Regions from separate parts of the Homo sapiens genome. Here region 2 is linked to region 1. Evidence: read pairs that join two places in POLR2A ChIA-PET (ENCODE). Cell type or tissue: Caco-2. All regions are shown on one strand. Each heading gives the region's core, and the rest is flanking DNA. Links, peaks and the distances in the headings are about the cores only. Region 1 holds the start of LOC124904443 (a long non-coding RNA gene). Region 2 holds the start of NECTIN4-AS1 (NECTIN4 antisense RNA 1).

Region 1 (9,017 bases), core at 2,509-7,508:
CAATGTTGCTTTTGTTTGCCTTTTCCAGCTACTGTAAGAGAATATTTAAATTATTTTATCTCACTTAGAAACATTTTTAAATTGAGATATTGAGAACTTGATTTGCCCAAGGTCATAATCAGTTAATATTGGAATCAGAATGAGAATCTAGGTCTGGCCACAATTTCAGGTGTCTTCTTTTAAAGTTATTTATTTTTAAACACTTTTTTTTTTTTTGATACAGGATCTCACTCTGTCACCCAGGCTGGAGTGCAGTGGCAAGATCGAAGCTCATTATAGCCTCGACCTCCCCAGGCTCAGGTGATCCTCCAATCTCAGCCTCCCGAGCAGCTAGGCCCACAGGCTTGCACCACCATGCCCAGCTAATTTTTGTATTTTTTATAGAGACAGGGTTTCACCATGTCGCCCAGGCTTGTCTCGAACTCCTGGGCTCAAGTGATCTGCTTGACTCGGCCTCCCAAAGTGCTGGGATTACAGGCATGAGCCACCACTCCCAGCCTAAAGTTATTTTTTTAATTAGAGAAGGAATACTAGCAGATTTCATTGTAGCAAATCGAACAATACCAAGCAGTTACCTAGGTGAACTAAGTAAACCCCCATAGCACTAAGTCCTGGTTATCTATTTCTGTATAACCACTTTGAAATTTAATGGCTGTGGCAGGTTGTATTTTTCTTTTCTTTTTTTTTTTTTAAGAGGGAGTTTCCCTCTTGTTGCCCAGGCTGGAGTGCAGTGGTGCAATCTCGGCTCACTGCAACCTCCACCTCCTGGGTTCAGGCGATTCTCCTGCCTCAGCCTCCCAAGTAGCTGGGAGCCACGTTAGCTGCGCCACCACACCCAGCTAATTTTGTATTTTTAGTAGAGATGGGGTTTCTCCATGTTGGTCAGGCTGGTCTTGAACTCCTGACCTCAGGTGATCCGCCTGCCTCGGCCTCCCAAAGTGCTGGGATTACAGGCGTGAGCTATGGCGCCCAGCCAGGTTGTACTTTTTTCAAGAGAGTTGTAACAAGATATTCCACACCACATGCTCTTCTTTAGTGTGACACTCCTCCCATTAAGAGGTGGAGTCTGTATTCCTTCCTCTTGAACTTGGGTGGGCCTGTAGGTAAGGTGGAAGTGATGCAAGGTCAAAAAAGGTTATACATCTTCCACTTGATTGTCTTAGGAGTCACTCAGAATCCAGCCACCTTGGATATGAGGAAGCAGAGCAACCTCATGGAGAAACCACGTAGGTGTTCCTGCTGACAATCCTAGCCGAGATCCCAGCCAACAGCCAGCATAACCTCAGACATATGTTGAAGTAAATTAAAATGGAGACCAGGCCTGAAGAATCTCTGAGCAGACAAAACCAGTTAGGCCTCATAAGTGACCTCAACCTTGATTTACAAACACAAGGGAAACTTATGTTGAGCCATTTCTTGTAAATGCCTGTATTAAAGAAAAACAAAACTTAAGCTCAACCAATTGGAAGTAGCCAAAAACTTATATAACTAGGGACTTTCCAAGAAGGTGAATGAATGAATAAGGCAACTGTAAAATTGCAATCAATCAAATTATTTATTTTGCTCCACATTTACCCCATAAATACTTGCCCCTGATGATTTGTCATGAGAAAATTAAACTTCTTTTGGTTTGGTATTTCCCAATTCATTAATTGCTTCCTATTCAAATGAACTCTATTTTTTTTTTTTTTGAGATGGAGTCTCGCACTGTCACCTGGGCTGGAGTGCAGTGGTGCGATCTCGGCTCACTGCAACCTCTGCCTCCCCAGTCACACATTTCTCCTGCCTCAGCCTCCCAAGTAGCTGGGATTACAGGCGCGTGCCACCACGCCTGGCTAATTTTTTGTATTTTTAGTAGAGACGGGGTTTCATTATGTTGGCCAGACTGGTCTCAAATCCTGACCTCGTGATCCACCCGACTCGGCCTCCCAAAGTGCTGGGATTACAGGCATGAGCCACAGCACCCGGCTGGTCAAATGAGCTCTTAAAATTTTTTTTTTGTGCCTTAGTTTACCTTTTACATATGTGAATGAGCAACTCCAAATGATTCCAGCCCCAAGCTTTTAAGTCATCTCAGGCTTCCAAGTCTTCTCAGCTGAAGTCTCAGTGATTCTGAAGCAGAGACAAGTCATCCCCACTATACCCTTTCCGAATTCTTGACCCACAGAATCCATGACATAATAAACTGGTTGCTGTTTTGTACCAGTAAGTTTGGAGTGGTTTGTTACACACCAATAGGTAATTGGAACACTCCCTTATCTTCCCCGAGGTAGCATCTTGGTGAAGGTGGAGCAACCAATGACCTAGAGGTAGCAGAAAACGGAGGCAACCTCAGGTCCCTGTGGCTGGACTCTGGCACCCTAATGCTCTCCGATGTGTTGGACTGGCCTTGTCCCTGGGTACCCTGTGCTGAGCAAGGTGCAGCTTTTTTCTGCTGGGCCTTTTGGAGTATCATCCTAACATGAACTTCTCAAGTCCGTGGTCTCATACCATTCTATTTGCCTCTAGTTGCCAAGTCCCTGCCCAGTGGGCTTCCTTGTCTTATTCCCAGACTTCTACAAAAGACATTTATTCTTGTCTATGTATCTTCCCTTAGAAGGAGATGGGAGTCAAATCTGTTCAAAATCCATTCCTCTCTCCATACCCCCAACTCCTGATAGGGCTGGGTGAAGTTCTCACCACCTACTCCTAAGGGTTTTTATTTATTTATTTATATTTATATTTATATTTTTTTTGAGACAGAGTGTCGCACCCAGGTTGGAGTACAGTGGTGTGATATCGGCTCACTGCCAGCTCCGCCTCCCCTCCCGGGTTCATGCCATTCTCCTGGCTCAGCCTCCCGAATAGCTGGGACTACAGGCGAACGCCACCATGCCTAGCTAATTTTTAATATTTTTAGTAGATACGGGGTTTCACCGTGTTAGCCGGGATGGTCTCGATCTCCTGACCTCGTGATCCGCCCGCCTCGGCTTCCCAAAGTGCTGGGATTACAGGCGTGAGCCACGGTGCCCGGCCTCCTAAGGGTTTTAAAATCCATTCCTGGCCGGGCGCGGTGCTCAGGCCTGTAATCCTAGCACTTTCAGAGGCCCAGGTGAGCGGATCATGAGGTCAGGAGTTCGAGACCAGCCTGACCAACATGGTGAAACCCGTCTCTACCAAAAATACAAAAATTAGCCGGGTGTGGTGGCGTGCGCCTGTAATCCCAGCTACTCTGGAAGCTGAGGCAGGAGAATCTCTTGAACCCGGGAGGGGAGGCGGAGGTTGCAGTGAGCCGAGATAGCACCACTGCACTCCAGCCTGGGCGACAGAGCCAGACTCCGTCTCAAAAATAAAATAAAAATAAATAAATAAAATCCTTTCCCTCAGGAGCAGGAGGCTTAGATTCCTTCCAGCACTGGCCTTGCCTTCAGGGTTTCACTGGTATATTTGGGGAGTGTTCTGCAAGGGGTGTAAAAGTGAGCAGCTGCATTTGTTCAAGGCAGCAGGAAGTACTGCTGGGACCCCAAACCCAGCCTCCTGCAGTTTCCTCACTGCCTCACCTTGTGGCCAGAAGAAGCTAGGCAATCCACCCCTTCCATGGTAGGGCCGGGGCTCATGTTCCTTTATTTGGTTCGAACCTCAGTTTACCTCTCCAAGGACTCCAAGATAAAAGCACATTCTTTGTAGGACTGGTTTCAAGTGATGCACCAGTGTAAAAAGGGATTTGCGGGCAATCAGTATAAATGATTTGGGTTTGGATTTAGCTCCGTCACTTAATATAAGGGGATCTTGGGCATGTCTCTACAATTTTATTTCTTCATCTGTAATATCTTGATAATGGTTACTTCATAAGATTATTAAAAGGATTAGATGACACTGTAAATTACTTAGCCTTACAGAAAGTAAATGTAAAGCAGGCCACGCACGGTGGTGGCTCACGCCTTAATTCCAGCACTTTGGGAGGCCGAGGCGGGTGGATCACCTGAGGTCGGGAGTTCCAGACCAGCCTGACCAACACGGAGAAACCCCCATCTCTACTAAAAATACAAAATTAGCTGGGCGTGGTGGCACATGCCTGAAATCCCAGCTACTCGGGAGGCTGAGCCAGGAGAATCGCTTGCACCTGGGAGGCGGAGGTTGCAGTGAGCGGAGATCGCGCCATTGCACTCCAGGCTGGGCAACAAGAGCCAAGAGCCAAACTCCGTCTCAAAAAAAAAAGTAAATGTAAAGCAAAAGTTAGTTACGATTAGAAAAATGCATATTAACAAATTAAAGACTCCGCAAGCTATTTAATTAAAGAGAATTGCTTAATTCTGTCGGACCCCAAATTTTCCTGCTTGACAAATTCACAGAACCCTTTCAAACGAAACACCAATAATTAGGATTAGGGTGGAGACGGAGGAGCTGGAGTGAACGGGACTTGGCTGGAACACGTCCACGCACGAGTATGAGGTGAGGTATGCAGGTCAATGGGAACGCCACTCCCCTCGGGAAGGACACGGCACAGTCTTTTCGTCCTCCTGGGGCTGAACCCGGGACGTCAACACGAGGCTAACGGGACAGCTGTTTCTCCGCTCCCTCGTCACAGCCCGCGCGTGCTCCGCTCCGCTTCCCTTCAACCGACGTATTGCCAGTACCGTCTCCGTCTTGTCCAGCCCCCGCTGTCGGGAACTGAGAGCACCCTTTCCCAGACTTCCGGTCTTGACTCATTGCTGACGGGAAAGCTCCGGACCTCTGCGAGCCGTGGGGCGGGGCGCGGCGAGAGGAGGGGCGGGGCTCACGAGTGACGAAGGGCAGAAGGGCGGGGCGGGACGAGAGGAGGGGAGGGGCGAGCGGAGGGGAGGGACGAGAGGAGGGGCGGGACGAGAGGGGGGCGGGACGAGAGGAGGGGCGGGGCTCACGAGTGACGCAGGGCAGAAGGGCGGGGCGCAAGAGAGACTGAGAGCACTACGCGGGTGAGAGGAGGGGCGGGGCGTGGGAGTGACGGGGCGTGGGAGTGACTGGGCGCGGAGAGGCCGGAGCCGGAGGCGAGGCGAGGCGTGAGAGTGAATGAGGGAGGAGGGCTGTGAGGGGCTGGAGCGCCCCTGGGTGTCCTTGAGATTGCGGGAAATTCGGGTCACTTTTTCCCCAGGCCTCAGGCCTGCCGCGTCGAATTTGGGGTCTTCGCTAGGCCTGCAAGGTTGGCCGACGTTCAGGATCGGTGCCCAGGAGATGGGCTGCCTTCTCTGGGGCTGGGCAAGGGACTCTGCCTGGCAGCGCGCCTGGACCGGGGCGGGAGCACAGGGCTGGATGCGGGGCACCTCGGCGTGATTCGCGGCGGCAAGTCTCTTTTGCATCCCTACCCTGAGTTCCCCCATTCTCTTTCCCCGAAGCAACCACTGTTAGGGTTTTTGCGTGCCCTTCCTAGATGATCTCCAGTCGTCCCTCGGTATCCGCAGGCAGATTAGCTCCAGGACAGCAAGCACCCCATACTAAAATCTGCGGATGCTGAAGTCCCTCCTATAAAATGGCATAGTATTTACCTACAACTACGCACATCCTCCCACACACTTTAAATCAGCTATGGATTACTTGTAATACCTAATACAATGTAGTTATACTGTGTTGTTTGTATTTGCATTATTTTTATTGTTATTTTTCCTAATATTTTGGGAACCCGCTCGTGTGGGAGGTTCCCATACATGTATATATATTAATATGCATAAATATATTTCCTCCATTTTCCCCTTACTCAAAAACCCCACACTACACACTACTCTTCACCCATCTTTTCAGTTAGCAGTAAGTCTTGAATCTGTCCAAGAGCAGGATGACATGCAAAATGAGTGATTTAAAACTCTTTCTACAGCTGGGCTTTAAAGTACTTCCAGCTTTTTACTACTGTTTTGGCAGAGGGCTCACCTATGGGAATTAAAAGATGAATTTCCAGCCTGGGCATATAATAAGACTTGTCACTACAAAATAAAATAAAATTAGCTGGGTGTGGTGGCAGTCGCCTGTGGTCGCAGCTACTCAGGAGGCTGAGGTGGGAGAATCCCTTGAGCCTGGAACGTCGAGGCTGCAGGTTCAAGTGATTCTCCTGCCTCAGCCTCCCTAGTAGCTGGGATTACAGTGTGCACCACTACGCCTGGCTAATTTTTGTATGTTTAGTAGAGACAGGGTTTCACCATGTTGGCCAGGCTGTTCTCAGACTCCTGACCTCAGGTGATCTGCCGGCCTCGGCCTCCCAAAGTGCTGGGATTACAGGCTTGAGCCACTGTGCCTGGCCCGAAGTGGGGAGTTTTTATGCAGCTGGAGAGTAAAGGAGGGGGAGTTTCAGAGACCTGAGGGGAAAAGTCTATGTTTCTTCAGTCTCCGATAATGCCTTGAACAACCAGACTTCTGGGCATCAGCAATTGGACATAACATCCTTAAAGTAATTCATCCGAATCTTCTGCTTTTTTTTTTTTTTTTTTTTGAGACAGGGTCTCACTCTATTGCCCAGGCTGGACTGCAGTGACATGATCTCAGCTCACTGTAACCTCCGTCTCCCAGGTTCAAGCGATTCTGCCACCTCAGCCTCCTGAATAACTGGGACTACAGGCACGTATCACCCAGCTAATTTTTGTTTTTTGTTTTTTTTTGGTAGAGATGATGTTTCACTATGTTGGCCAAGGTTGTCTCGAACTCATGACCTCAAGTAATCTGCCTGCCTCCGCCTCCCGAAGTGCTGGGATTACAGGCATGAGCCACTATGCCTGTTCCTTCTGCAATTTTTTTTTCAAGACCCTGAAGTTATATTCTTTTGCTTGACAAAGAAAACAGTACATCAGCAGTTTATAATTATATTATAGAAGGAATATTGGGCAAAACACAAGTGCAAGCAAGCAAGGGCCTGATCAGAATTTTCATCCTTTCAGTCACTAAAAATGCTGGTGTGGTAAAATCTCAAGGGGTCCCATTATAAAATGTACCTTAGAAATTCCATGGGATGCCATGGTCTTGTTTGTTTTCATAAATAAGGCCTGTCTATCTGCCGCTGGATTTCCCTCTTGTATCCTAGCAAGGATCAGACTTTGTTTTTTGTGTATATTTTTTGATATGGAGTTTCACTCTGTCACCCATGGATGGAATGCAGTGCCGCAATCATAGCTCACAGCAGCTTCAAACTCCTGGGCTCAAGTGATCCTCCCATTTCATTCTCCCAAGTCTTTGGGACTACAGGTGTGCCCCAGTGCACCTGGCTAGGATCAGACTTCAGAAGATCCTGGCCCGACTGGGTGGCACAGGCCCATCACTCTTACTATTTCACTGTGCTCTCCGTAAAGTCCTGAAATATTCTGACCAACAGGGATGGACTCTTTTCAAGATCCACAGAGCTCCGAGGAATTTGTCCTATCCTTTTCTTCCCCTACTGCCTCATGTTGCTGGTGTCTGCTTATAAAGGAGCTAATGGAATGGGTAAACTAGGAGTGCTAGAGTGGTTGGTCTGAGACAAGGGTGAGGGGAAGGAATCAACCACTTTGGGATCAGAACAGAGGAGAAAGCAGGGCCACCACGGGAACTGTAGTTATTCCTTTCTTGCTGCTCTTTGGCTGTAGTTTCCCTCTCCCATACCATCAAGAAGCCCCAGTGAAACCACATGTACCACATTTATATTTCTTGCTCTGAGATCCATTCCCTGCCCTAACTCTCCCTGTTGTACTTGCAGGGAAATGCATTTCCCCAGGATCCCATCATGCAAAGTGAAAGCCAAAATCCTTGCTGTGTTCCACAAGACCCTTCACCTCCTCCTAGCTTACTCTGATCTGGCTACACTGGTTTTTGCTGTTTCTGGGACACAACAGCTTGCTGCTGCCACAGAACCTTTGCACTTTGTAGCCCCTCAGCCTGGAAGCTTGTCCTCTAGATAGTCTACATGGCTAGTTCCCTCACTTCCTTTAGGTCTTAACACAAAAGTTACTTCTCAGGGGGCCTGCCTTGGCCACACTATCTAAAATTCCACATACAAAGACACCCAGATATTTCATCTTCTGTTTCCCTCTTTATTTCTCTTTAGCACTTGTCACATCTGACATACTAAATAAAAACTGTTTCCTCTGCCCACACACTTTTGACATCAAATGTGTGGGTTTTCCACACCAAGCAATTCTCCAGTTCTCAATGGTCACCAATTGTGTGTCCTCCCATCTAACTCAAGTCTGGCACTAATTACCTGGAATTAATGAAGTTCCCACAGGTTAAGGACTCAGGCTCACAAGACTGCTCCTAACTTCAGATGTCAATCACAAGTTCCAGATTCTCATCTGTACTTCTCACCAATTGGCTATCAACTGGGGCTTTCCCAACACCCTCCTCTTGTTTGATAATTTGCCATAATGGCTCACAAACTCAGGGAGACATTTACTTACATTTACCGGTTTATTATAAAGAATATGACAAGGCCGGGCGCAGTGGCTCATGCTTGTAATCCCAGCACTTTGGGAGGCTGAGGTGGGTGGATCACCTGAGAGGTCAGGAGTTCAAGACCAGCCTGGCCAACATGATGAAACTCCATCTCTACTAAAAATACAAAAATTGGCTGGGTGTAGTGGCAGGCGCTGTAATCCCAGCTACTGGGGAGGCTGAGAGAATCGCCTGAACTGAGGAGGTGGAGGTTGCAGTGAGCTGAAATCGTGCCACTGCACTCCAGCCTGGAAAACGAGTGAGACTCTGTCTGCAATAATAATAATAAAAAAATAAAGAATATGACAAAGTTTACAGATGGACAGCCAAATGGAAGATGCACCGAGGGCAAGTATGGGTGAGGGCTTGGAGCATCCATGCTCTATTTAGGCTTGCCATCTTCCCAGCACCACAGTGTGTTCACTAAGCCAGAAACTCTTGGAACCCTGTTGTTTAGGGTTTGAACATAGGTTCCATTACTTAGACAGAATTGATGAAATCATTGACCATTGGAGTCAATCTCCAGCCCCTTTCTCCTCCCCAGAGGTTGGCGATGGAGCTGAAAGTTCCAGCCCTCTGATCATCTGGTTGGTTTCTCTGGAAACTGGCCCCCA
Region 2 (5,000 bases), core at 1-5,000, 310 kb before region 1:
GACTGAATCATTTGGGAGGGCCCCATGCATGAGTTGGGTAGGATTAGGAGGGAGAGAGGCCTAGAAAGGCATTCTAAATCAGGAACCACGGTGAGCAAACACCAAGGAGATGGAGAAGGTGGCTTGTTTAGGAAGCAAAGAGGAGAGGACCCAGCCTAAGACAGGGTGTGTGTGTTGAGCAGGAGTGGAAAATATGGTTGGGACAGGGTGGGGCCAAATCACCGGGGAACTTCCATACCAGCAAAGGAATTCATACTTGGTCAAGAGGAAATGGGGAGTCACTAAAGGTTCCTTAGCCAGGGAGTGCCATGAGCAAGTGGTGAGGGGCAGTCACTGAAGGCTGCAGCTGCAGCCTGGGTGCAGTAGTGCTAGGGTGGAGAGGAGGGGACAGTTCTGGGGGGAGATTTGACAGGGATTTGGTCACTGACCAGAAAGAGAGATGAAGGAGAGGAAAGACTCAAAGGCAGCTCCTAAATTTCTAGGATGAGTAACTTATGAGGGAGACAGGGCCTGAGGATGTTCATTTTTGGGAAGAAATAAATTTGGAGTCATGGAATCAAAAGTGAAATATGGGGATTGGGGCCTGGGGGCAGAGCAAAGGAACATGCTGGGATGGCAGGAGCTCCTTGCCTTGGAACGCGTGCCCCAGCAACCCCCAACAGTGTGTTGTCCCTGCCTCTGCCCAGCAAGCCACACACCTTGTTGTTCCTCACCTCTGCTCACACCGTACCCGCTGCCTGGAATGCCCTCCTCCCTATATCTGGTAGCACCTACTCATCATTTAAGACTCCGCTTAGACATCATTTCCAGCAGGAGTCCTCCCTCCTCCCACCCCCACCCCAGGCAGCATTAGGTGCCCTTCCTCTGTGCTCCCCAGCACCCTGCTTTCATTCCCATCACAGCACTTTATCCCTATTTTCTGGGCCTCACATCACCATTGGAACCATTGTTTCTGATTTAGTGCTCAGTGGTATGTGGGTTCCGTCAACATTTATTGACCAAGTGAATGAATGAACAGGTGAATTAATAAATGAGAGAGACAGAAGGAAAGTGTAGAATGAGGAGGAACAGGCTGGGCACAGTGGCTCACACCCTAATCCCAGCACTTTGGGAAGCTGAGGCAGGCAGATCACCTGAGGTCAGGAGTTTGAGACCAGCCTGGCCAAAATGGTGAAACCCTGTCTCTACTAAAAATAAAAAAATTAGATGGGCGTGGTGGCGGGCGCCTGTAGTCCCAGCTACTCGGGAGGCTGAGGTAGGAGAACTGGTGAACCCAGGAGGTGGAGGTTGCAGTGAGCTAAGATCATGCCACTGACCTCCAGCTTGGGCAACAAAGCAAGACACCATCCCCCCGCCACCAAAAAAAATGAGGAGGAACAAGCATTGGGCTGGCCAGGGAGGAACATTACATGGTAACCTTGGGGTGGAGGCAGGATAGGCTGGGCTAGCTAATTGGGTTCACTGCCAAAGGGAGCACCTCCAGACTGGACAGAGGAAAAAAATAGGGATGGAAGGAGGCAGGCATGGAGGGAGGAAATGAAGCCCCACCAGAATGGATCAGAGAGTTTTAGTGAGGCAGCACATAGAGCACAGGAAGGGGTTCCTGTGGCCCTGCTACCAGAAGGAGAGGGAAGAAGGATGCTGAGAGGGCCCAGATGGGACAGGATAGACCTGCAGGGCCAGATACCAGAGCCCTGACCTGCCTAAGCTAATGTTGGTCCCACCCAGCCCAGCCTGGGAGTCCAGCTAACCACCCGCACCCCTCCCAGGCTTTTTCTCCTCCTGGCACTGGAAAGAACAGGGCTGCCAAGGAAGGGCTGTGAGTGAGCTTGGGTAGGGGATCTCCAGCACAACATATCCTCTGCTTCAAACGCTGGTGTCTGTGAAGGTCACAGGGATCCCAAGACCTGCCCCATTAGGACACTCAAACCTTTCTAAAGACTATTTCTGAGACAATATCAGATGGCATATTTTCCATCCCTATTCCTATACTAGCCAACCACCTGCTGCCTCCCCACCACTAATCACCTATATTTCCCTTGGAAAATACCTTCTTAGGGTACAGCAGGCATTAGATACCCAGCGCATGCCTGAATGTCAATCCTCCATGTTCTCACCTGTGAGTCCACGATCCCCACCCCTAGGGGACACACTGAAGCTTCACAGACCGAGGAACCCAGTAAAACAGGAAATTCCCTTCTGGATATCTCCCACAGATCCTCATTGTTCTAAATCCACTACTTAGTAGGAACATCTCAGCCTGAGGCAACACCCTCCTCCAGCTGCATACCCCCCTACCACCCTAGGGTACAAGAGAAGAGAAAATAGAATTTGGGCCCTAGAATCCCTGTCCTTGTCTAAACAGACCCAGAAGTCCAGGTTTCCAGGCCAGGGCAGGCCAGGACTGCCTCCTCCTTCTCTCCTCCACCCAGTGTCAGCCTGGCGTCAGCATGATGATGTCATCAGACCAAAGGAGACACATTGCCTGCCTGGTGAGGTCACCTTGAGGGCATGTGGTGGCCAGGCCAGGCCAAGCCCAGGGACCCTTCTGTTGCAAATTGTTTACTGAGGCTGGTGGACTCCGGCTGGTTAGACACTCCTCCCTCTGACCCTCCCACCCCTCCTCCCTGGAGTACCAGGACGCTGGTCAGGAGCCTTGGTGACTCAGAAGCTGCCTCACAGCAGCAAGCCTAGCCACAGCCACCACCACCTTGCGCAAGGGAGAGAACAGGCCCAACTGGCCAGACGGGATCCCTGCCCTTGGCCTCCCCCACCCTGGCCAGGCCCCCACGGGCCTCTTTGGAGCCCAGCCCTTTGTGTACCCCGCCCGCTCCCAGACAGGCCCTCCATTCCAGGTTTGGGCTGGCTGGCTCTTCCCCACCCTATGCCTGGGTCTCAACTTTCCTTCCTATGTGAGCCTGGCCTCTGATCTCAGGAGGGGAAACTGAGGCTGGCACTTGCTGACACCCAGCCATCAAGAGCATCTTTAAGGAAGTATCTTTTCTTTATGAGGGGCCTTTCTCCATCAGTATCCCCTGCTGGGACTTACAGATGTGAATGTAGGGGATCGTAGAGGTGGGTCTGTGAGAAGGAGGAAGGGAGTAAGTATGAGTTTTTTGTGTATGGGGAGCTGTGGCTGAGGGCCTGGCCAATCTTAGTGCTGGTTCAAACGCATGTGAGGCTATCTTCTTGCATAAACTGGTGGGTGTTTGGCACATATATGTGTTCATGTCTTATCTTAGGGGCATATACGTACTTACTTGTCTGTGTCCAGAGGGAAGAGCTGTGTATCAGTATGTGTGAATGTGTGTGCACACATGATTCCGTGTGCATGTCACACCCTCTGTATGCATGGAGTGCATTCTTGTCTCGCGGAACTCTGCACACATAGTAAATATTTTGCTGTCGGTTTATCTTGGCTTCCACATGTCTCTCTGTCTCAGCTGCCCTTGGTCTGTGGTATGTGGCTGTGAGCCTTTGCCTCTGCATCCTGCCTGGAATGTCACCCCCAGCATCCTTCCCCACCTTACCCCAAGACTTGAAGACATATTAATCTCAGGCTCAAGGTGGAAGTACCCAGAGATGAGGTCACTGTCCCTCCAGGTGATGGGAACTTGCCATTAAGGACTCCCCAGCAGAACAAAACAAATGTTCCCTCTCCCCTTGCTCCTCAGGTTCCTACTAAAAGGACTGCCAACCTTCTCACCACTACCCCCAGCCACTCCCCTGGGCCCCTCAGCAGCTCTGGCCCCCCAAGGAGGCCTCTCCCTGGGAATCTCTGTCAGGGCTCTGCTGCTGCCACCACCAGAAAAACCAGCTCTGGCTCCAGGCCTGGGTAAGGGTTGTCTGGTGTGGGTTTGGGGGGGTGAGGGGAATCCTGCCTGGGGCTAGGGGGAGGGGTCCAGGCTGTCTAGGGTCTCATGCTCCTTTGTTAACTCCTGCCTCCCCTTACCTGACAGCAACAATCTCCACCGAGAGCTGGAGTATGTGGGTGAGTCTGGGGTGAGAAAGGACCTAGGAGGGACGCACCGAAGCTCACCATCCAGGACAGGTGACACAAACAACCCAGCAAACCCCTTTCCATCCACTCTTTGCCCCATAACCTTGGCCTTGGAGTGCTAAGGAACTTTAAAAACCAGAAGATTCCCTCTCCGCCTTCATCCACCTCCCTCACTTACCCCCCATTGTACTAAGCCCCCCAGCTTAGTGAGAGCTTCCCAGCCTGGGCAAAACGCCCACCCACAGATTAGTGTCTGGGGAGGGGGGCCACACAATCACAAAGGGAGATGAGAACAATGGGGAGGACAGGCCTTGAGGCAGCCCCACTCTGGCCCAGACACAGCTCCCAGCACAGATAAGTCCCCTAAACCCCCCGGAGCCAGAGTCTGAGCCTGGCTGAGTCACCACAACAGCCACACTGTGGGTGGGAGAACCAGGATTCAGCTTCTCCCAAACTCCTGAGATCCTAACCCCTGCTCCACACTGCCCCTCCACCCACCATGGCCAGCTCTGCCCCATCCCAAATCACAGCCTCAACTCCAGCTCTCAGGACACACCAGATTTAGAGGGAAGGGGGTGGGGGTGGCCAGAAAACTATGAGAAAATCTCCTGAGGCCAGAGGCTGCCTGTTCCAGTGAAAGAGTGACCTCAGCCGCCTTCTCCACGGCCTTCCTTTAGGAGGCATGGCAGATGTCTCCCCAGTTCTGAACTTCGCCTCCTCTTTTTTTTTTTTTTTTTTTGACACAGAGTCTCACTCTGTCACCCAGGCTAGAGTGTAGTGGCGCGATCATGGCTCACTGCAACTTCAGTCTCCTTGGATTCAGGCAATCCTCCCAAGTAGCTGGGACCACAGGTATACTACCATGCCTGGCTAACTTTTGTATTTTTTGTAGAGACGGGATTTTGCCGTGTTGCCCAGGCTGGTCTCAAACTCCTGGCCTCAAGGGATTCACCTGCCTTGGCCTCCCAAAGTGCTGGGATTATAGGCGTGAGCCACCACG

What was found. ChIA-PET counts read pairs that join two places held together with the same protein. Peaks named below come from ENCODE experiments on the same cell type or tissue, not always from the same donor. Only the 100,000 strongest peaks of a DNase experiment are listed, where the experiment ranks them.
Region 2: POLR2A ChIA-PET joins it to region 1 with 11 read pairs; 3 of 35 experiments call an interaction of 5 or more read pairs at or near these places.

What each region holds. Positions count from the first base shown.
Region 1 is chr1:161,385,299-161,394,315 of GRCh38, forward strand. It overlaps LOC124904443 (a long non-coding RNA gene), which reads left to right and starts at 102. Exons shown (of 2, transcript XR_007066693.1): 1 at 102-300; 2 at 1,164-2,209. RefSeq lists an enhancer at 4,384-4,583 and a silencer at 4,764-4,983. In Caco-2, for the core only: no CTCF peak of the experiment used is centred there; a DNase peak (open chromatin) is centred at 4,793; H3K4me3 peaks cover 1,403 bases.
Region 2 is chr1:161,080,978-161,085,977 of GRCh38, forward strand. All of the region lies in intron 1 of NECTIN4 (nectin cell adhesion molecule 4), which reads right to left. NECTIN4-AS1 (NECTIN4 antisense RNA 1) reads left to right here and starts at 2,849. Exons shown (of 4, transcript NR_183641.1): 1 at 2,849-3,101; 2 at 3,675-3,835; 3 at 3,960-4,051. In Caco-2, for the core only: no CTCF peak of the experiment used is centred there; DNase peaks (open chromatin) are centred at 2,161, 2,654 and 3,434.